5 separate regions of the Homo sapiens genome follow, and all the other regions are linked to region 5. Evidence: chromatin loops called from intact Hi-C (ENCODE). Cell type or tissue: endothelial cell of umbilical vein. All regions are shown on one strand. Region 1 overlaps GNG4 (G protein subunit gamma 4). Region 2 overlaps LINC02768 (long intergenic non-protein coding RNA 2768). Region 3 overlaps LYST (lysosomal trafficking regulator). Region 4 has its middle 9.2 kb from the start of B3GALNT2. Region 5 holds the start of LINC02768 (long intergenic non-protein coding RNA 2768).

Region 1 (4,000 bases), 370 kb before region 5:
TAATCCCAGCACTTTGGGAGGCCGAGGCGGGCGGATCACGAGGTCAGGAGATCGAGACCATCTTGGCTAACTGGGTGAAACCCCGTCTCCACTAAAAATACAAAAAATTAGCCAGGCGTGATGGTGGGCGCCTGTAGTCCCAGCTACCTGGGAGGCTGAGGCAGGAGAATAGTGTGAACCCGGGAGGCGGAGCTTGCGGTGAGCCAAGATCGCTCCACTGCACTCCAGCCTGGGTGACAGAGCGAGACTCTGTCTCAAAAACAAAAACAAAACAAAAACAAACAAACAAAATACACACACACACACACACACACACACACACACACACACACACACCTGGCCGGGCGCAGGGGCTTATGCCTGTAATCCCAGCATTTTGGGAGGCCGAGGTGGGCAGATCAACTGAGGTGGGAAGTTCGAGACCAGCCTGACAAATATGGAGAAACCCTGTCTCTACAAAAAATACAAAATTAGCCAGGCGTGGTGGCACATGCCTGTAATCCTAGCTAGTTGGGAAGCTGAGGTGGGAGAATCATTTGAACCCGACAGGCAGAGGTTGCGGTGAGCCAAGATCATGCCTGGGCAACAAGAGCAAAAAACAAAACAAAACAAAAAAACACCTATTATCAAAAAATGTGCAGATAAAGATAATTACAACAAAGAAAATAAAGACCAGTGATAATGCCTTTTCCCAGAGATAACTATGGTTAGCCTGTTGATGTATAATATACTTACATGCATTAGAAATTTGATTTCAACCAAAGGACATTTAGCATAGAAGAGATCAGACGACTCGAAAGCTCTTTTTTTTTAATATTTATTTTTTGAGATAGGGTCTCGCTTCGTTGCCCAGGCTGGAGTGCAGTGGAAAAATCACGGCTCACTGTAGGCTTGAACTGGGCTCAAACGAGCCTGCCACCTGAGCCTCCTGTGTAGCTGGGACTACAGGCGTCCACTACCATGCCTGGCTAATTTTTACTTTTTTTTTTTTTATTTTGTAGAGACGGAGTTTCACTATGTTGCCCAGGCTGGTCTTGAACTCCTAGGCTCAAGGGATCCTCCCACCTACGGCCTCCCAAAGTGCTGGGATTACAGCCATGAGCCACTGTGCCTGGCCTTTGAAAGGTTTCTTACAGCCCATTCAAGACTCATAGCCCTGTTCGCCTTCCCTTTGCAGCCATCCTCCGTAACTGTGACTTCTCCAGGACAGTCTCTCCAGGATGGCTGACTCTGGGGTAATGAGTTCATTCCCCAAGGGTTTTCCGAATGCTCTGCCCTACGGCATCCATCTCCGAGGCATCCTAATGAACTTGGAGCAAAGCTAAAAGCCCGACAAGAATAAGCTGACAGACCTGTTTGCTCCCCTGGCTAAAATGGAATCCAAATTCATTTTGGCCTCAACTTCAGGGGAGATGGTTTGAAGTTGTGCTTGGTGCATTTTTCTCAGCCTGTGCTATGGTCAGAATGTTTATGTCCCCCCTACCCCCCCCAAATTCCTATATTGAAATCCAAAGCCCCAAGGTGATGCTGTTAGGAGGTGGGACCTCTGAGAGGTGGTTAAGTCATGAGGATGGAGCTCTTATGAATGGGACTCATGATCTTGTAAAGAGCTCTGACAGAGATCCAGGAATGCTTTATGTTTTAGTTTGTTTTTTTTTTTAACTTGTTTGCTGTGTGTGTGTGTGTGTGTGTGTGTGTGTGTGTGTGTGTGTATTTTTTTTTTTTTCAGATGGAGTCTCACTCTGTAGCCCAGGCTGGAGTGCAATGGTGCGATCTCAGCTCACTGCAAACTCTACCTCCCAGATTCAAGTGATTCTCCTGCCTCAGCCTCCCAAGTAGGTGGGATTACAGGTGCCCACCACCACACCTGGCTAATTTTTTTTCTATTTTTGTAGAGACAGGGTTTCACCATGTTGGCCAGGCTAATCTTGAACTCCTGACCTCAGGTGATCCACTCACCTCCCAAAGTGCTGGGATTACAGGGGTGAACCACTGCACCCGGAGTTGGTTTTGTATTTTAATATAACAGTGCTTCTTCTACTTTTCCACCACATTCTGGGGAAAACAGAACCACTGAGGCAACTGGCTTCCCTGACTCTGGCTACCCAAGACCCCACCCAGAGGGCTGAGGTGCTGGATCAAGGCTGTACCTGTAGGTTGCACACTACACTCCCCAGCCCACTGTGGGGAAGCTGTTCTCTACCATCGGTTCCCCAAATTTGGTTGGGATCAGAATCCTCTGGGAATGTACAGAGACTAAGGCCCTGCTCTACCCACCTCCATGACCTTAGAGTTCTGTCTTAGCTCTCTTGGAGATTATGATAAAACCACTGCTCTATAGGCAACCAGAGCTTCTCAGACTTTGCTGTACATCTGAACCACTAGGGGGACTTTTAAGGATCCCGATTCCAGCTGGGTGCAGTGACTCACGTCTGTAATCCCAGTGCTTTGGGAATCTGCAGCGGAGGATTGTTTGAGCCCAGGAGTTCAAGACCAGCCTGGGCAGCACAGTAAGACCCCATCTCTACAAAAAATTTAAAAATTATCTGGGTGTGGTGGCACACGCCTGTGATCCCAGCTATTCAGGAGGCTGAGGCAGGAGGATCGCCTGAGCCTGGAATTTTGAGGCTGCAGTGAGCTGTAATCATGCTACTGCACTCCAGCCTGGGCAACAGAGACCCTTTCTCAAAAAACCCCAAAAATATAAAATTAAAAAAATAAAGATCTTGATGCCCAAGTCAAACCCCAGGCCCTTTAAGCCACAATCTCTGGGGGAGGACTGAGGCATCAGTGGAAGTTGAAGCTTCCCAGGTGATTTTTTTTTTTTTGAGACAGGCTCACTCTGTTGCCCAGGCTGGAGTGCAGTGGTGTGATCTCGGCTCACTGCAACCTCCGACTCCTAGGTTCAAGTGACTCTCCTGCCTCAGCCTCCCAAGTACCTGGGATTACAGGTGCATGCCACCATGCCTAGCTTAATTTTTGTATTTTTAGTAGAGATGGGGTTTCACCATGTTGGTCAGGCTGGTCTTGAACCCCTGACCTCAAGTGATCCGCCTGCCTTGGCCTCCCAAAGTGCTGGGATTACAGGCATGAGCCACCACACCCGGCCTTCCCAGGTGCTTTTAATGTGCAGCCGCGTTTGAGACACACTGCTCAAGTCTGCATCTAGCTGGAGCATCCCACACTTTGGTGTGTATGTCATGAAACCCGTATCTCAGGCTCTCACTCAACAGGACTGGCTGGGACCTCGGGGAGGCTGCATGCTGCTACTCACAGCCTGGTGGGAGACATCAGCTTCAGTATCCCCTGGAGCTCGTTAGCAATGCAGAATCTCAGGTCCTACCCAAACCTACGAAGTCAAATCTGCGGGTTTTTTTGTTGTCGTTGTTTGTTTTTTGGTTTGTTTTTTTTTTTTTTGAGACAGAGTCTCGCTTTGTTGCCTAGGCTGGAGTGCAGTGACGCGATCTTGGTTCACTGCAACCGCCGCCTCCCGGGTTCAAGCGAGTCTCCTGCCTCAGCCTCCCGAGTAGCTGGGATTACAGGCGCGAGCCAACACGCCTGGCTAATTTTTGCATTTTTAGTAGAGACGGGGTTTCACCATGTTGGCCAGGCTGATAACAAACTCTGACCTCAAGTGATCCGCCCACCTTGGCCTCCCAAAGTGCTGGGGTTACATGTGTGAGGCATTGCACCCAGCCGAATCTGCGTTTTAACCCAGGTGATTCAGGTTTACGTTAGAGTTTGAAAAGTTCTGAGCTAGACCAGCAGGGCCCAGTCCTGCCTTATGCAGGGTCCAAGATGAAGAGCCTGGCTGAAGACACGTGGGTCAGTCATAACAGTGGTGGACAGCAGAGGTGCTGTTCTCCTGACCCTTAATGTTATTCACAGCCCCATCAGCTTTTTAGATTCCTCTTTTAGATAACTTACTAACTCTAGAAGCTCTTTGAGAGGCCACACATCAGAAAAGACACTATCAATTTCTCCTTGTCCTCCTGGCATT
Region 2 (4,000 bases), 55 kb before region 5:
CAGCCATAAAAAAGAATGAGTTCATGGCCTTTGCAGGGACATGGATGAAGCTGGAAACCATCCATTCTCAGCAAACTAACATAAGAACAGAAAACCAAACACCACATGTTCTCACTCATAAGTGAGAGCTGAACAATGAGAACACATGGACATAGGGAGGGGAACATCACACACCGGGGCCTGTCGGGGGTGCTAGTGGAGGGATAGCATCAGGAGAAATACCTAATGTAGATGACAGGTTGATGGGTGCAGCAAACCACCATGGCATGTGTATACCTATGTAACAAACCCGCACATTCTGCACATGTACTCCAGAACTTAAAGTATAATAATAGAAGAAGAAGAGGAAGAAGAAGAGGAAGAAGAAGAGAGAAGAAGAAGAAGAAGAGAGAAGAAGAAGAAGAAGAAGAAGAAGAAGAAGAAGAAGAAGAAGAAGAAGAAGAAGAAGACGACGACGACGACGACGACGACGACGACGACGACGACGACGAAGACGACGACGACGACAACAACAGCCATTTGCAATCTGTAAGCCAGGAAGGGGGCCCTCACCAGGAACTGAATCAGCTGACACCTTGATCTTATTACACCTTCAACCTCTGGAATTTTGAGAAATAAGTGTGTGCTGTTGAGGTCACCCAGTCTATGGCATTTTGGTATAGCAGCCCAAGCCTACTAATATGGTAATAATAGTACTTTGTTCTATAGGAGAATGCTGTTATTCTCAAGAGACACATGCTGAAGTACTTAGGGTCGACTCATGATATCTGCAACTTACTTTCAAATGCTTAAACAAATTATACATAGATGATAGGTACCTAAATAGAGATAGAGATACAGCAAGCAAAGAAGCAACTATTAATAATTGGTGAATCTAGGAAAAGGATATTCGGGTGTTTACTAGTCCAACTTTTTTCAGCTATGAAATTTTTATTTTATGTTTTATTTATTTATTTATTTTTTGAGACAGAGTCTCACTCTGTTGCCCAGGCTGGAGTGCATGATCTCGGCTCACTGCAACCTCCGCCTCCTGGGTTCAGGCGATTCTCCTGCCTCAGCCTCCCGAGTAGCTGGGACTACAGGCACACACCACCACGCCCAGCTAATTTTTGTATTTTTAGTAGAGACGGGGTTTCACCATGTTGGCCAGGAAGGTCTCGATCTCTTGACCTCGTGATCTGCCTGCCTCGGCCTCCCAAAGTGCTGGGATTACAGGCATGAGCCACCGCGCCTGGCCAAAATTTTCTAAATAAGAAGTTGGAAAGAGTAAATAGAGTAAAATGATCTGAGAGAAAAAGAATCCAAATAATAACATTTATACTATTTTATAGTTTACAGTGTATTTTCACGTATATTAATGTGATCCTTTCAAATATCCACGGAGGTAGACATATCGTGTGTTTTATCCTTATTTTGTAGTCTTCAAAAACATTTCCTCAGTGCCTAACCATGTGCCAGGCATGGTACATACATCATCTCTTTTACTTTCTACAAGAACTCCAGAAGGCAGATATCGGCTCTCCCATCCACGGAGGCTCTGGTGGGATTCCGAAGCTAGCAATCTGCAGAGCTGGCATCTGAATGCAGCTTTGTCCGACTCTGAGGCCTGAGCTCATCCCTCTGTTGGCATCCTGTTTGTGATTCCTGTTTTACAGATGCAGGAATGGAAACTCAGAGAAGTTAATTAACCTGTGCAGTGTCACACAGCTACTCGGGGCAAAGCCAAAATTCAAGCCAGAACTTCAGTCTCCTATTCCAAAGCTCGGACCTCCTTCCAAAGCGCCTGTAATGAGCACTCTGGAAATAGGTTCAGGATCTAAGCTAGTGGCTCATGTGAGAAGAAGTCTCAGCACACAAGGGCCCTCAGCACAGGAAATTACTCAAGTTATTGGAGTGGAGCCAGGGAAAGGCCCCGAAGCTCAGAGCAGGCCTGACTCGGGAGACAGTTTGTGAAAATAAAAGCAAGCCCACATTGACTCATTCATTTGATGCTCTGATTAAGAAGCATGAGTTGCCACACCATGTGATGGAGAGCTATAAACTCCAGCCCTGGAGACATAATCTGGCACAGATTCCCTTGGATGGGCAAACGGTATTCAGGCAGGACTACCATTTCCGGGAGGGGGAGACCGGGGGAAGCAGGTCAGGACTTGAGGCTCATAACCATGCTGCACTGATTTGTTTAAAAGTAAATATTATTTGGTTTTCATTTAATTTTAAACAAAATTTAAATTTTTAAATGAAAATTAAAATGTTCACTTAATTTGAGTTATTAGATTAAAAGATAGTCTGCTTTACTGAAAGTCTTAGGCTGGAAAACAACAAAGTCGTTTGTGAAAATATTTAAATAAGAAGAGAACAGCAATCATAACAGGAATCTAAGGGGACTGTGAGTCTTGCATTGGCACATCTCAGCGCGGTGGAGACTTCTAAAGAGGGCTCTATGGATAGAGTCCTTCAGGGACCACCACCCGCCCCCATGCCCAACGCTGAGGAGGACACTCCAGCAGGGATCCACCAGGTGGCTGTAAAGCTAAGAAGGTGACCTCCTGGGTGTCCCTCCTGAAACACAGAGCACCGTTTGAACTGCCCGAGCGAGCGGACCAGCTGGCGCACAGATCACAGAGCCCTGCAGTGATCAGCTGCCATCTGGATCTGCCCGGGTGCAAGCAAACGGCACAGCTCTGGAAGCTTCCTCAGGGCTCCAAGAGAGCATCTGCGTGTTGGGAAGCCTCGGATGTGCTGCAAGACCTTTGTTCTGACTGTGGCAAAGCCTATGTATGCTAGGTGTCACATTGAATTCTTTTCTATTAATAATAACTTATCTGAGATTCTGCGCGACTGTCGCTCTAGAATCTGCATTTAGGAATGATCAGCATCAGTGCTGAGTGCCTCGGAGTGGGACATAGATTTAGGCAGAGATGTGGGAAGCAGCCATCAGTGAAGGACGATGCTGTGATTGGTGGCTGGAACCCACAAGTAGACACCAAACTGCTAACAGGGTGGTCCTGGAGGTAGATGTCTAGGCAAGCAGCCAAGATCAGTCATTTAGAGTCCATGCAGGTCTGACTTGAGACAGTGAATTTTGTAGAACTCCATACTCATTCTGAAGTGATTTTGTTATAGGCAGTCAGCTCTACCAGAGGCCTTTGTCCAGACTATCTGAAAGGCACCCAATGCAAGGGCTGCAAACCTCAACAGCAGAGGACTTGTGCTGAAACCCTTCCGAATGCATTCTCTAGACTGGCCAACTAATGTGTCTTCTTTGCTGTCCAGCTCCAATCTCCATCAGGTTGTCTTTTTAAAAAAAAATCCAAGCCTTTGCCCTGCCAAGCACCAGGAAAAGCATGATTTGCACATTTGAGAGCTAACGAAAACAGTCCATCCGAGTGTCCTAGTGAATCTGCAGCCCAGATGGGCTCACGTTTCCCTGTGTACCCCACATGCCCACTGAGCCCCGAAGTGGTTGCCCAGACCCCTTACCCAGACCCCGGGCTGAAAGAACCTTGTGTGGTTTAATCTCAGAGCAGAGTCCTCTGAGCTGGAGATGTTTGATTGAGAGACTGCCGGAGGGGCCTCCCCCAGTCGACCCAAAGATATAATGCTGGTGCCACATCTTGTGACTTGCGGTATCGAAGACTGCTGCTGGCGAAAAGGAAGCCACAGAGCTTCCACCCCTCATAGGAGGTCAGTGGTCACTGTAATCAGAGGAGTGCTCTGTTCCATTTCAGTGACTCAATGGTCACATTATCCTTTAAAAATAAAAAAATTCACATGCCAGGCCTAATAATATTGCTTCTCTTCTCTTTCTCATTTTTCCTCTCTTCCCTCTACCAGACTCTCCCTTACCCTTTTCTCTCTCTCTTTTTATTGATGCGCAATTGACATAACATACCATGAACTATTATAAAGTGCACAATTCAGTGGTATTTAGTGCACTCGCAATGTCGTGCAATCACCACCTCTCTAGTTTCAAAACCTTTTCATCTCCCAGAATAAC
Region 3 (4,000 bases), 190 kb before region 5:
ACATCTTTCTTGGTCATAAAAAGTTCTCTGATTTGTTCACATCGCAAAATTTCTTTATTAATATATTTGGAGTAGTCATTGACTGGCTTGCCATACTTACATGGCATTACAGATGTATGGTTGGGTCCACAAGCATACAGATAAAAGGCCTCTTGTGAACCAACCTTAGCTCCTGAATAGCAGAAAAATAAAGTTAGTTATTTAAAACACCCTAACCAGAATTTTTCATAAAAAGCAAGAAACCAGGAATTATTTTTTGTAGCCAGATTCTTTCAGTTGTTCACTATATTTTATAAAATTGATAAAGCCTCAATTTCGAAATTGGTGTAACGAGAAAATAACCTATGTCAACTATGATGGAAGATGAATTAATGTATATAAAGTTAATTGTGAAGCTTTTAATTAAATCATAACATTTCCATTTGCTCCTTAGCCAGAAAACAGGTTTTCTGTTTTATTTTACTTTGTTGTATTTTTTAAATAATGGGAGCTATATCTTGGTAAACTCCATTTCTAACTAAAATTTGAATCAATATCTTTATTCCTTCCTATTTAGTCAATAAACACTGTCTGAATGCTATTATGTGTGAGGTTTAAGGACATATTTTTTAAAAATCATATATTTCATTTTTCCCTAAAATTTGATATTTGTATAAGATATAATAAAATTATAAAGGAGACAACCAAGATAAGTTTACTAGTCATGATGCTACATTATCCAGTATAAAAAAACGCTAAGTTAATATGAGCTTCTCTTTTTTGAGGATGGAAGAAATACATTTTTATATTAAATGTATATATCAATTGTAAGACACAACTAGATTACAAAAACGTTAAAATATTTTAAAAGTATATCTTAGAATCTTGGAAATACAGTACTTATTAAACACAAGTAAAGGAACATAGATGGATATTTTAGCCAGGTTAATTTACTTAGTTTAATATTTGTTAACTGAGAAAAAAAACTGGAAATGTTTCAAAGGAAAAAAATCTCACTCTGTCGCCCAGGCTGAAGTGCAGTGGTGCAATCATAGCTCACTCACCGTTGAAGAGAAGCAAATTTCCCAGGTCCCATTTTCCAGCCAACTGCAAAAACTCTTCTTGGGATGATAAACAATGGCCAATCATGCAAAATGTTTTATTGCTATCAGATGACAAACTTGTTTTTCTTGGAAGCATAAAATCCAAAGTAACATCAGGCTTCCTACATTAAAAACAAAACAAAGTTAAAGCAATGACTTTAGGAAGTCTAGTACTAAGTATTTTTAAAGTATGAATATTTAACAATGGGGAATTCTTTTTTTTTTTTTTTGGAGACAGAGTCTCGCTCTGTTGCCCAGGTTGGCACGATCTCAGCTCACTGCAAGCTCCGCCTCCTGGGTTCACACCATTCTCCTGCCTCAGCCTCCCAAGTAGCTGGGATTACAGGTGCCCGCCACCAGGCCTGGTTAATTTTTTGTATTTTTTTTTTAGTAAAGACGGGGTTTCACTGTGTTAGCCAGGATGGTCTCTATCTCCTGACCTCATGATCCACCCGCCTTGGCCTCCCAAAGTGCTGGGATTACAGGTGTGAGCCACCACACCCGGCCTACAATGGGGAATTCTTGAACAATTTTCTTGGGTCATTATCAGCTGGCACTGGGGCAAGAGAGGAGGGCTAATTGTTTGTCTCTTGGTCAAAGGTGCTGCAGAAAGAGGGGAGCCAAAGAGAGATACCTGATGATCCCACGGCAGGCCATGGGAAATGTGACTAAACATTTGCTGCAAGTTTTCTTTGCCATTTGACTTCTGTATATGCACCTTCCTGGTTTACAGATATAAACCAACCACCTCCCCTTAATTTTGCCAAGAAGTCTCCCATCTTGACAAACAATTCCAAAAACTGGAATCCATGACATTCCAAAAATGTTATGTCATCTATGAGGCCTTTGAAAACTAATCAGTAAAAACATAACTTCTTCAAAATTTCTGTCTAGCCATTGAAATGCCAATACTTTCTGCATTTTCTGTTTTCTTAATGCTAAGTGATTATGCAGCTTTTGATTAGTCTCTTTTGCTTCATGGATAACGGTGAAGGAATGCTTACAAAAGACAGTACTGGAAAAGGCAAAATAAGGCTTTCTCACAGAAAGACACACAAAGCAGGGAGGACTTCATCAACTAGTGAAACCACAGAGCTCTACCCCTAATTTAGGAATGTTTTAAACTCCATTTTAAGATAATGAGAGTAATCTATGAAGGCAAAGTCTAAATAAAATTTGTAAGATGAAGACAGGATAAGCTAACACGGGTAGCTCTTAATGAGAAATTCAACTTTGTGTATATTTATTTTAAAAGTTTTGCCTAAGGCTCTCTGTTTCACATATAACATATAAACTTAACTATTTTAATGTTTTTTTTTTTAATAAAGGAAAGATGTGGGATACATTCAATGACATACTTCTCCTTGACCAAATAAATGGCTGTGACTGAAACTCTATTGCCATCTAGTGGCATTATGACTTAAAATAGTTTTAAATTTTTTATTTTAAAAAATAGTTTTTCAATGAGAACATACGGACACAGGGAGGGGAACATCACACACCGGGGCCTGTCGGCGGGTGTTGGGGCAAGGGGAGGAAGAGTATCAGGACAAATACCTAATGCACGTGGGGCTTAAAACCTAGATGACGGGTTGATGGGTGCAGCAAACCACCATGGCACATGTATACCTATGTAACAAACCTGCACGTTCTGCACATGTATCCCAGAACTAAAGTAAAATAAAAATATAACAATGAAATAAAAATAAAATAGTGTTTTTAAGGGTGAAAGAAAACCTATTGCAGGATGAATGCAAAATGAATTAAACAAATATTAAGTATCTACTATGTGCCATATATTTCTGCCATATTTGTAAGCTGTTAATAACAACTAATAGAAAGTATTAACTCATTTTCAGTACTGTTACCTTATTTTAAAAGGCCTCTTCAAATGTATTCTTTTAGAAATTCTTTTTTTTTTTCTTTTAAATTGAGACAGGGTCTCGCTCTGTCACCCAGGCTGAAGTGCAGGGGTGCAATCATGGCTCACTGTAGCCTTGACTTACTGGGCTCAGGTGATCCTCCTGCCTCAGTGTCCCGAATAGCTGGGACTACAGCTACGCATTACCATGCCCAGCTAATTTTTTTATTTTTAGTGGAGACAGGGATTTTCCATGTTGCCCAGGTTGGTCTTGAATTCCCGTGCTCAAGCAATCCTTCTGCCTCGGCCTATCAAAGTGCTGGGATTACAGGCATGAAGCACCATGCCTGGCCTAGAAATTATTCTATAGCTTATAAAGTGACAAAGATACTAGAGAACCAAGTTTAAGTCAACAGAATAAAATATTTGTCCTTGGTCACTTGCTCTGTTAACCAATGAAATTAACTTGTGCCAAATGGCAAACAATTCTCTCAAAGGAGTATAGCTGTAAGTTGGTGGGTAAAAAAACAGAGTGATATGTGAATCAAGTGACCATGCTTACTAATTTCAGACTGTCCACAATAAAAATCTAATCTCTCATTCTGAACATTTCTAATAGTTTATGGTTCCTCTACCTGTCAGCTGACATAATTCAGAAAAAGGCTGCAGGGGCAGTAAAGCATAGGGTTTTAAAGCATGGGCCCTCCCTAGGGTCAGAGTTTAGGTTAAACTTTCAGCTCTACCCCTTACTTGTGGCATGAGTTTGGGAAAGTCACTCTAGGTCTCAGTTGCCTCATATGTAAAATTGGGATAATAATATACCTACTTTATAGTATTGTTGGGAGGATTAAATCAGGTAATCTGTATAAAGTGCCTAATACAGTGCCTGGCACATATTGAGAGCTCAAGAAATTGAGTGGAGAGTGCCTAGGAGAAAGGGGCTCTCTACTTACAACTCCAGCCCCAGCTCCATCTGATTTAACTATAGGTTCTGGAAACAAATTTGCTGATTGGCTACAGCTGCCATGGCAGCTATGAAGATCGAGAACGTCACAGA
Region 4 (4,000 bases), 460 kb before region 5:
AAGTCTTGAGAAAAGCTGCAGTAGCAAGAGCCAACCAGAAGATGGAAGAGGGATCCTGGGTGCTTCTATATGGAGTTGATCTATCTGAGGGTGCAGAGGCCGACTCTAAGATGCTGTGGTGCATCTCCCCAATTCAGGATGGAAAATGTTGACTGCAAAGGAGTCTCAGTTGAATCTCTCTCTCTGGGAACTGCCCTTGGCTGAAGGTGGCTGCCTCACCCAAGGGTACAGCTCCCTCCTGAGAGACAACCTGCATCCAGTGACTACTCAAGGAACGGTGTAAAGATGTGGGTAACTCTGAAGAGCCATCCCGTGGCCTCTCTTGCAACTGCGTCACAGTCCAACTTCTCCCTCCGCCCAATTCTGCTTTCCTCACTCCCTTACCGGCATTCCCAAGAGCAGTCCCCAGTAAACCTGTATACAACCCGTGTTTCAGAGTATGTTTCCATGGGAACCTGACCTAAGACAGCGATTCTGTTAAATGACATGAAAGATGATGTCATTTCTCTACCTAAAACCCTGCAAATGGCTCTCCAGTTCTGTTCTCTCACAGGGAAACCAGAGTCCCTTACAGTGGCCTGCAGGCCGTTGTCATCTGTAGGCCGTTGTCATCTGCAGGCCGTTGTCATCTGTAGGCCATTGTCATCTGCAGGCCGTTGTCATCTGCAGGCCTGAACCCCTCTAACCTCATCCTCTATTCCCCTCCTTCTCATTCAGTTTGCTCCAGAACCATCCTGGCCTCCTTTCCATCCCGAGAATAGGACAGGTACATTCTTTCCTCGGGATCTTTGCACTTTGTTTCTTCTGCTCTTCTTCCAGATATTTTCATAGCTTATTCCTTCTTCTTCTTCAAGTCAACTAAAATGTTGCCTTTTCCATGAGGCCTTCCCTGTCCCTTCTATTAAAAAACCCTGCTCCACCATCCCCAATCTCTATTACTCTATTCTGTATCACTTATCACTCTTTTTTTGTTTTGTTTTGTTTTGAGACAGTCTCACTCTGTTGCCCAGGCTGGAGTGCAGTGGTGTGATTTCGGCTCACTGCAACCTCCACTTCCCGGGTTCAAGCGATTCTCCTGCCTCACCCTCCTGAGTAGTTGGGATTACAGGTGCATACTACCATGCCCAGCTAATTTTTGTATTTTTAGTAGAGGTGGGGTTTCACCATGTTGGTCAGGCTGGTCTCAAACTCCTGACCTTGTGATCCGCCTGCCTCGGCCTCCCAAAGTGCTGGGATTAATGGCGTGAGCCACTGCGACCTGCCATGTGTCACTTATCACTCTTAAACATACTGTTCAATTTACTTATTTATTTTGTTTGCGGTTTATTGTCTTACTGTCTACACAGGGCAGAAATTTTCCCTCCCGTTTTGTTCCCTGATATATCCCAGAACCTGGAGAAGTCACTGGCATTTTGTAGGTGCTCCATAAATATTTATTGAACAAACAGTGAATGAATGAGTGAATCAATGAATTTGGGAATCTTTAGCAAGTTGATTGCAGTAGAACTCACAAGGTGAGATTACCCAGGCATAGTCTGTAGAGCGATGATGAAGGGAGACACCAACATTTAGGTGTGAGCAGAGGAAGTTAAAATTATAAAGGACATTGACAAGAATCCAGACTATAGGAGGAAAACAGGAGGATGTGTCACCCAAGACAAGATGTAAGATGGCAGAGGGAGTGCAGACGACAGCGTACAACCTGACCAACATGGTGAAACACTGTCTCTAAAAAAAACAAAAACAAAAATTAGCCGGGCGTGGTGGCTCATGCCTGTTGACAACATATGAAGCAAGATCAAGGCAGAAATGTGTCTGCTGATTTGAGAGTGGCCAGGTAACTAGCAGTTTCGAGGAATAGGTAGAGCAGAAGGGAGAGTACTGTGAGTTGAGGAGTGAATGAGAAGTAATGAAGTGGAAATGGTGTGTGCATTACTATTTTGAGAAGTTTGGTCATGAAGATCAGAACGAGAAAGAATGGGAGCTGGGAAGAGGGCTCTGATTGAAGAAGTGTGTGTGTGCATTTAGATGGGAGAGATAAGCCTGACTTGAGTATTTTAAGTGATGTATGGAAACAGCCAGTAACAACCATATAATTTGTAATCTAAATCAAGGTTTTGAGAGAAAAAGGGGGCAGGACAAATGCTAAAATGGATAAATGTCAAGACAACAGGAACTATCTGCAAACCAGACCATATGGTCTCCCTGTCCACGCCTCAAGTTTTCCATGCAAGTCATTTATCCTTACACTTAGTGGGCTATTTTTTTCTGACGGTAGGTGGCAGTAAAGAGCTTGCCTCTTTTTGCCTCGTTTGGTTTGGTTTGGTTTGGTTTTTGAGAAAAATTTAATTAGAGATTTTGGATGGCAACTAAGATTGGTAAAGGTTAGCTCCACAGGCTTAAACTCAAAATAGGAGATTTCAACTTAGATTTTACTTTGGGAAAATTCATACACGTTTTTGTGAAAAAGAATATCTCTTGGTTCTCAAAGAAAAAATAATTTTTGGGTAATTATAAAATATGTTGCATTTTCACACTGAGCCATTTTATCTTTAAAATGATGAACTTCCATCTTCTTCCTAATACAGAATAATTTCCATTAGTTTTATCACTTCTTTTTTTTTGAGACAGAGTATCGCTCTGTTGCCCAGCCTGGAGTGCAATGGCACAATCTCGGCTCACTGCAACCTCCGCCTCCTAGGTTCAAGAGATTCTCCTGCCTCAGCCTCCCGAGTGGGATTACAGGTGCCTACCACCACGCCTGGCTAATTTTTGTATTTTTTTTTAGTAGAGATGGGGTTTCACCATGTTAGCCAGGCTGGTCTTGAACTCCTGACCTCAAATGATCTGCCCACCTCGGCCTCCCAAAGTGCTTGGATTACAGGTGTGAGCCACTGTGTCTGGCCTATCCCTTCAGTTTTAGCACACGCATTGCTATATGCACACATTTCTTATTTGTGTATATAAATTTTCAGTCAAGTCTAGCTTCAGTAGACTTTGGGGGACCTTGCTATTGAAGATTATAAACATTTTAAAAAACTATAGGCCAGGCGCCATGGCTCACGCCTGTAATCCCAGCACTTCAGGAGGCTGAGGCGGGCGAATCACTTGAGGTCAGGAGTTCGAGACCAGCCTGGCCAACATGGTGAAATGCCATCTCTAAAAAAAATAACAAAAATTAGCCTGGCGTGGTGGCGTGCACCTGTAATCCCAGCTACTCAGGAGGCTGAGGCAGGAGAATCACTTGAACCTCAGGAGGCAGAGGTTGCAGTGAATCGAGATCACATCACTACACTCCAGCCTGCTGGGCAACAGAGTGGGACTCTGTCTCAAAAAAAGAAACAAAACAAACAAACCAAAAACCTATGACACATAACAGCAAATTTCTTGTTATCAAAGATAGGACTAGAGATGTCTAAAGATAAGAAGTTTTAGGAGTTCGGAATGGTAAAGTGAATGAGCACACCTTATTCAGGGAATCTTGGCAGAATCTAATGTCATAAAATTTAAAATTCAGAAATCTTTGTCAGAGAAAAAACAGAATCAAAATATTATCTGCAGATCCAGCAAACAAATTTGAGTTCAAAACTCAGATTTGCATTTATTAGCTGTGTGGCCTTGAGCATGGCAAGCACTTTACCTCTAGGTCTCAGATTCCTAATCTGTGAAATGAGACTCACAGGATATACTTCAGTGGATTGTTTTGAATATTAAATGAGAAAACATATTGGTAAAATTTATACATGTTATTTTCATTCTTTTCCCTAAACATGAATATGAAGACATCCAGATTAAAATGTGGCATATGCAACCTCAACCTTTGGAAAATATATCTCAAATGATTAAGGAAAAATATTAATTTTAAGAATTGCTTTAAAACAACAAAACCAAAAAAGCCTTGGTCATACCTTAATTCAGTAATTCTTCAACTTTACGTCTCAGATCCAATATTCTAGGCACTGCTTGACACAGAGAGCAGTTTTCTTACAAGGAAATTTGG
Region 5 (4,000 bases):
CTCCCGCTGGTGGAAGTATAAAGTGGTACAAACTTTCTGTAAGGCAGTTGGGGAGTATCTATTGAAAGTCTTAAATTTTTAAATAATCCTGAGTTGAAATTTATCCTAAAGATATTAATAAGGACACTGAGGGTCGGGCGTGGTGGCTCATGCCTGTAATCCCAGCACTTTGGGAGGCCGAGGCGGGTGAATCATGAGGTCAGGAGATTGAGACCATCCTGGATAACATGGTGAAACCACATCCCTACTACAAATATAAAAAATTAGCTGGGCATGGTGGCACATGCCTGTGGTCGCAGCTGCTCGGGAGGCTGAGGCAGGAGAATTGTTGAACCCGGGAGGCGGAGGTTGCAGTGAGCTGAGATTGCACCACTGCACTCCAGCCTGGGCAACAGAGCGTGACTCTCAAAAAAAAAAAAAAAAAAAAAAAAAGGACACTGATATTAGTATGTGGGTGTTTATTGGTTTATTGTTATTTATCACATCAAAAAACACATAGAAACACCCTAAAAGTTCATCAATAAATGAACTGGTGAGAGTTTATTGTCCATATAATAGAGTATGATACTATTATGTAGTTGATCAAAGTAATGTTCATATGCACATTTATTTAAATGGAAAACAAAAATACGGAAAAGTATCACAGGATCACATTTTTTGTTATATATATATCTTACAAAAATATATGTAAAAGTATTGTGTGTGTGTGTTTACAACATTTCTGGACAAGATTGTAGTGATGAGGCCATTATTGAGTAATGAAATTACTGTTATTTGTTTTTCTTGTGCCTTTATTTTCCAACTTTCTAAATGAAAATGTGCTGAATACAAATAAATAATAATGTAAGATAAAGTAAAAATAAATTTTCATTTAAGGTATTTCTTAAAAAGGGGGGTGAGGAAGGGTATTTAGAGTAAACCAAATCTGGAACTGGACTCTGCTCTGACGGCGTGACCTTTGCCAAGTTACTTCACCTCCTTAACCCTCAGTTTCCTGACTTACTCAATGGGCACAATAAATTCTACTACATAAGGTTATCCTGAGTTAGTTTTCCCATTTCCATCCAGCTAATAAAAGCTTCTTGCTGCACTCTCTCTCCTGAGCCTTCTCCCTTCTCTGATCCCCTTAACAAAGTGGTTCGAAGCAATCATTTAGCATCACCTGTTATTACTACCTGCTTAGTGACTAGACGCCCACTTATTTGCAAAAGCCCTGCATTTTCTGGAATTAGCCTGCTATTCCGTGTTTTCCACTTAGATTCACTCAGAACCTGGTCCATAAGGAGACGTATGCACTTTTGCATACACAGAATACACTCAGGAATACTTCTGTGTTTTCGTACCTCGGTGTAAGATGCTGAGCCCACGGCTGGGGATCTCGTGTGACGAATGTCTGCAAATGTTTGAGTAAGGAGATGACTTGGGGAGGAAAAGGGCTGGGCTATTTGGTGGAAATCTGAATTTAGATGAAGAGGCTTGACCATAATTGGGAAGTTCTTTTGCTAGCAGTTGGGCAACTCACCAATATGAAGAAAGCTCTTGAGTGGGACGATGGGAAGGCCCGAGCATAGCTTCTTTTGGGGAAGTTATCCGGGTAGCCAGGCCTGGGACGCTCCCCGCGCTCCGCCCTCACTTCTCTCTTCCCCCAAAAACAGGCATTGAGAGGCTCTTACTGCCCTCACGTGGCCCCTTCTGGAACTGTCTTTGAGGAGACCCGCCCAGATTTAAACTGAATCACGGGGGCTGGAGAGCACACACGCAGGCTTGCCAGTTAAGCTCATCTGTCCCCACTTAAGCTTCTAGCTACCAGGAAGCCGCTCTTCGAGCCTGTTTTCAAGCCTTTTTGGCCCTTCCGTCTCTTAAGTCCATGTTGTCTGAGCAAAGACCCTTTCTCCGTTGTAAGGAATTCTAAATCCTTTCGGCTGCAGCTTTCAGCAGCGCCTGGCATCCTGGCGGATGAGAAAAAGGGGAAAAACAGCAGCCCAACTTGAGAACCAGAGCTGGGCCGTGACGCTGCTGCGGGGGACTCTGGGTCCCGTCTTCCCCGCTTTCGAGACCTGTGGTCTTCAAATGTGCTCGATAGTACACTCCCTAAAAGAATTTTTGCAAAGTCCTGTTTTTCCCTGTTAAATCAAGTTTAGCTTAAAGCTACTCACATATTTTAAGTTCAGCCTAAAGGTTTCTCTGTGCCTGTAACCTAAAGGGAAGTGTAAATAGTCCCTCTCCCCCTTCACCCTCTCCTCTCCCGCTTTCTGTTTCTGCCTTATCTCTCTGACTCTTCTGCCTCCCTCCTCTGTTTTTAAGGGCCTGCCTGGATAACCCAGGATAATTTGCCTGTTTTAACGTCAGCTACTTAGTCATCTAAATTCCATCTGCAAAGTCCCTTCAGAGCAGTACAAAATTAGAATCTTGAAATCTTTAGAATTCGGCCAGCCACAACAACGATCAGCATTTTGCCAACCTTAGGTATCCAGGAGTTTTTGTTTTTAATTACAGTGATTTTTAAAAAACAGCTTATTTATTTATTTGACAGGGTCTTGCTCTGTGGCCCAGGCTGGAGTGCAGCGGCATGATCATAGCTCACTGTAACCTCAAACTCCCGGGCTCAAGCAATCCTCCTGCCTCAGCCTCCTGAGTAGCTAGGACTACAGGCACTTGCCACTACACCCGGCTAATTTTTAAAAGATTTTGTAGAGATGGGGGTCTCACTATATTGCCCAGGCTGGTCTCAAATTACTGGCCTCAAGTTGTCCTCCTGCCTCAGCCTCCTAAAGTGCTGAGATTACAGATGTGAGCCACTGTGCCCACCCAAAACAGCTTTATTGAGATATAATTCACATGCTATGTAATTCACCCAAAGTGTACCTGCAATGGTTTTGGGTATATTACATTATTAATTTTAAAAATTGTAAAATATGTATATATCATGAAATTTGCCATGTTAATAATTTTTTTTTTTGAGACAGAATCTTGCTCTGTTGCCAGGCTGGAGTGCAATGGCACGATCTCAGCTCACTGCAACCTCCGCCTCCCGGGTTCAAGCGATTCCTCTACCTCAGCCTCCTGAGTAGCTGGGACTACAGGTGCGCACCACCGCACCCGGCTAATTTTTTACATTTTAGTAGAGACGGGGTTTCACCATGTTGGCGAGGATGGTCTTGATCTCCTGACCTTGTGATCCGCCCGTCTTGGCCTCCCAAAGTGCTGGGATTACAGGCGTGAGCCACCGTGCCCAGCCATTAATAATTCTTAAGTGTACAAGTCACTGACATTTATTACATTCGCAATATTGTGCAACCATCACCACTATTTCCAATACTTTTCATTTTCCCAGGTAAGAATTCTGTAGCCATCGAGCAATAACTCTCCATTCCACCTCCCCACAGCCCCCGGTAACCTTTGATCTACTTTCAGTCTCCATGAATTGGTACATTCTAGATACCTCATATAAATGGAAGCGCATATATTGCTTGATAGTTTGTGTCTGGCTTATTTCCCACAGCATAATGTCCTGACGGTTCATCTGTGTTGTAGCATGTATCAGGATTTCATTTGTTAGGCTCAGTGATATTCCATTTTATGTACATAACGTATTTTGTTTATCCATTCATCTGTTGATGGACACTTGGGTTGTTTCCATCTTTTGGCTACAGTGAATGATATTGCAATGGACAGTAACACAGAAGCATCTGTTCCAGCCCTTGTTTTCTATTATTTTGGGTATAGTCCTAGGAGTGGAACTGCTGGATCATATAGTAATTCTATATTCAACTTTTTGAGGAACCACCAAGCTGTCTGTTTTCATTCCCATCAGCAACGGACAACGTTTCCAGATGCTCTCCAGTACTTGTTTTGTTTTGTTTTGTTTTGATAAAAGCCATCTTAATACTGTAAACTGGTGTCAAATTGTGGTTTTTATTTGCATTTACCTAATGACTAATGATATTGAGCATCTTTTCATATGCTTATTGGCCATTTGTATATCTTCTTCATATAAATG

What was found. A loop is a pair of places that touch in the nucleus more often than their neighbours do. Peaks named below come from ENCODE experiments on the same cell type or tissue, not always from the same donor. Only the 100,000 strongest peaks of a DNase experiment are listed, where the experiment ranks them.
Region 1: it touches region 5 in a loop (11-fold over the local background); 3 of 110 quality-filtered maps call a loop at or near these places.
Region 2: it touches region 5 in a loop (5-fold over the local background); 19 of 110 quality-filtered maps call a loop at or near these places.
Region 3: a loop joins it to region 5, with 9 times the contacts of the local background. A loop is called at or near these places in 30 of 110 quality-filtered maps.
Region 4: a loop joins it to region 5, with 13 times the contacts of the local background. A loop is called at or near these places in 61 of 110 quality-filtered maps.

What each region holds. Positions count from the first base shown.
Region 1 is chr1:235,595,918-235,599,917 of GRCh38, forward strand. The region is part of intron 1 of GNG4 (G protein subunit gamma 4); the gene reads right to left. Among named protein-coding and RNA genes, the nearest start is that of GNG4, 52 kb to the right of the region's middle. In endothelial cell of umbilical vein, a CTCF peak has its summit at 2,380; no DNase peak of the experiment used is centred here.
Region 2 is chr1:235,915,667-235,919,666 of GRCh38, forward strand. All of the region lies in intron 2 of LINC02768 (long intergenic non-protein coding RNA 2768), which reads right to left. The region is part of intron 2 of LOC105373215 (a long non-coding RNA gene); the gene reads left to right. Among named protein-coding and RNA genes, the nearest start is that of LYST, 51 kb to the left of the region's middle. RefSeq lists an enhancer at 2,563-3,062. In endothelial cell of umbilical vein, no CTCF peak of the experiment used is centred here; a DNase peak (open chromatin) is centred at 1,915; H3K27ac peaks cover 1,640 bases.
Region 3 is chr1:235,780,884-235,784,883 of GRCh38, forward strand. LYST (lysosomal trafficking regulator) reads right to left here. Exons shown (of 53, transcript NM_000081.4): 15 at 1,044-1,204; 16 at 1-172. Among named protein-coding and RNA genes, the nearest start is that of MIR1537, 70 kb to the right of the region's middle. In endothelial cell of umbilical vein, a CTCF peak has its summit at 2,450 (motif pointing left); DNase peaks (open chromatin) are centred at 1,138 and 2,478.
Region 4 is chr1:235,511,678-235,515,677 of GRCh38, forward strand. No RefSeq gene overlaps it. Among named protein-coding and RNA genes, the nearest start is that of B3GALNT2, 9.2 kb to the left of the region's middle. In endothelial cell of umbilical vein, a CTCF peak has its summit at 2,280 (motif pointing right); a DNase peak (open chromatin) is centred at 2,274.
Region 5 is chr1:235,970,239-235,974,238 of GRCh38, forward strand. It overlaps LINC02768 (long intergenic non-protein coding RNA 2768), which reads right to left and starts at 2,273. Exons shown (of 3, transcript NR_183724.1): 1 at 1,523-2,273. RefSeq lists an enhancer at 1,812-1,861. In endothelial cell of umbilical vein, a CTCF peak has its summit at 1,693 (motif pointing left); a DNase peak (open chromatin) is centred at 1,683; H3K27ac peaks cover 836 bases.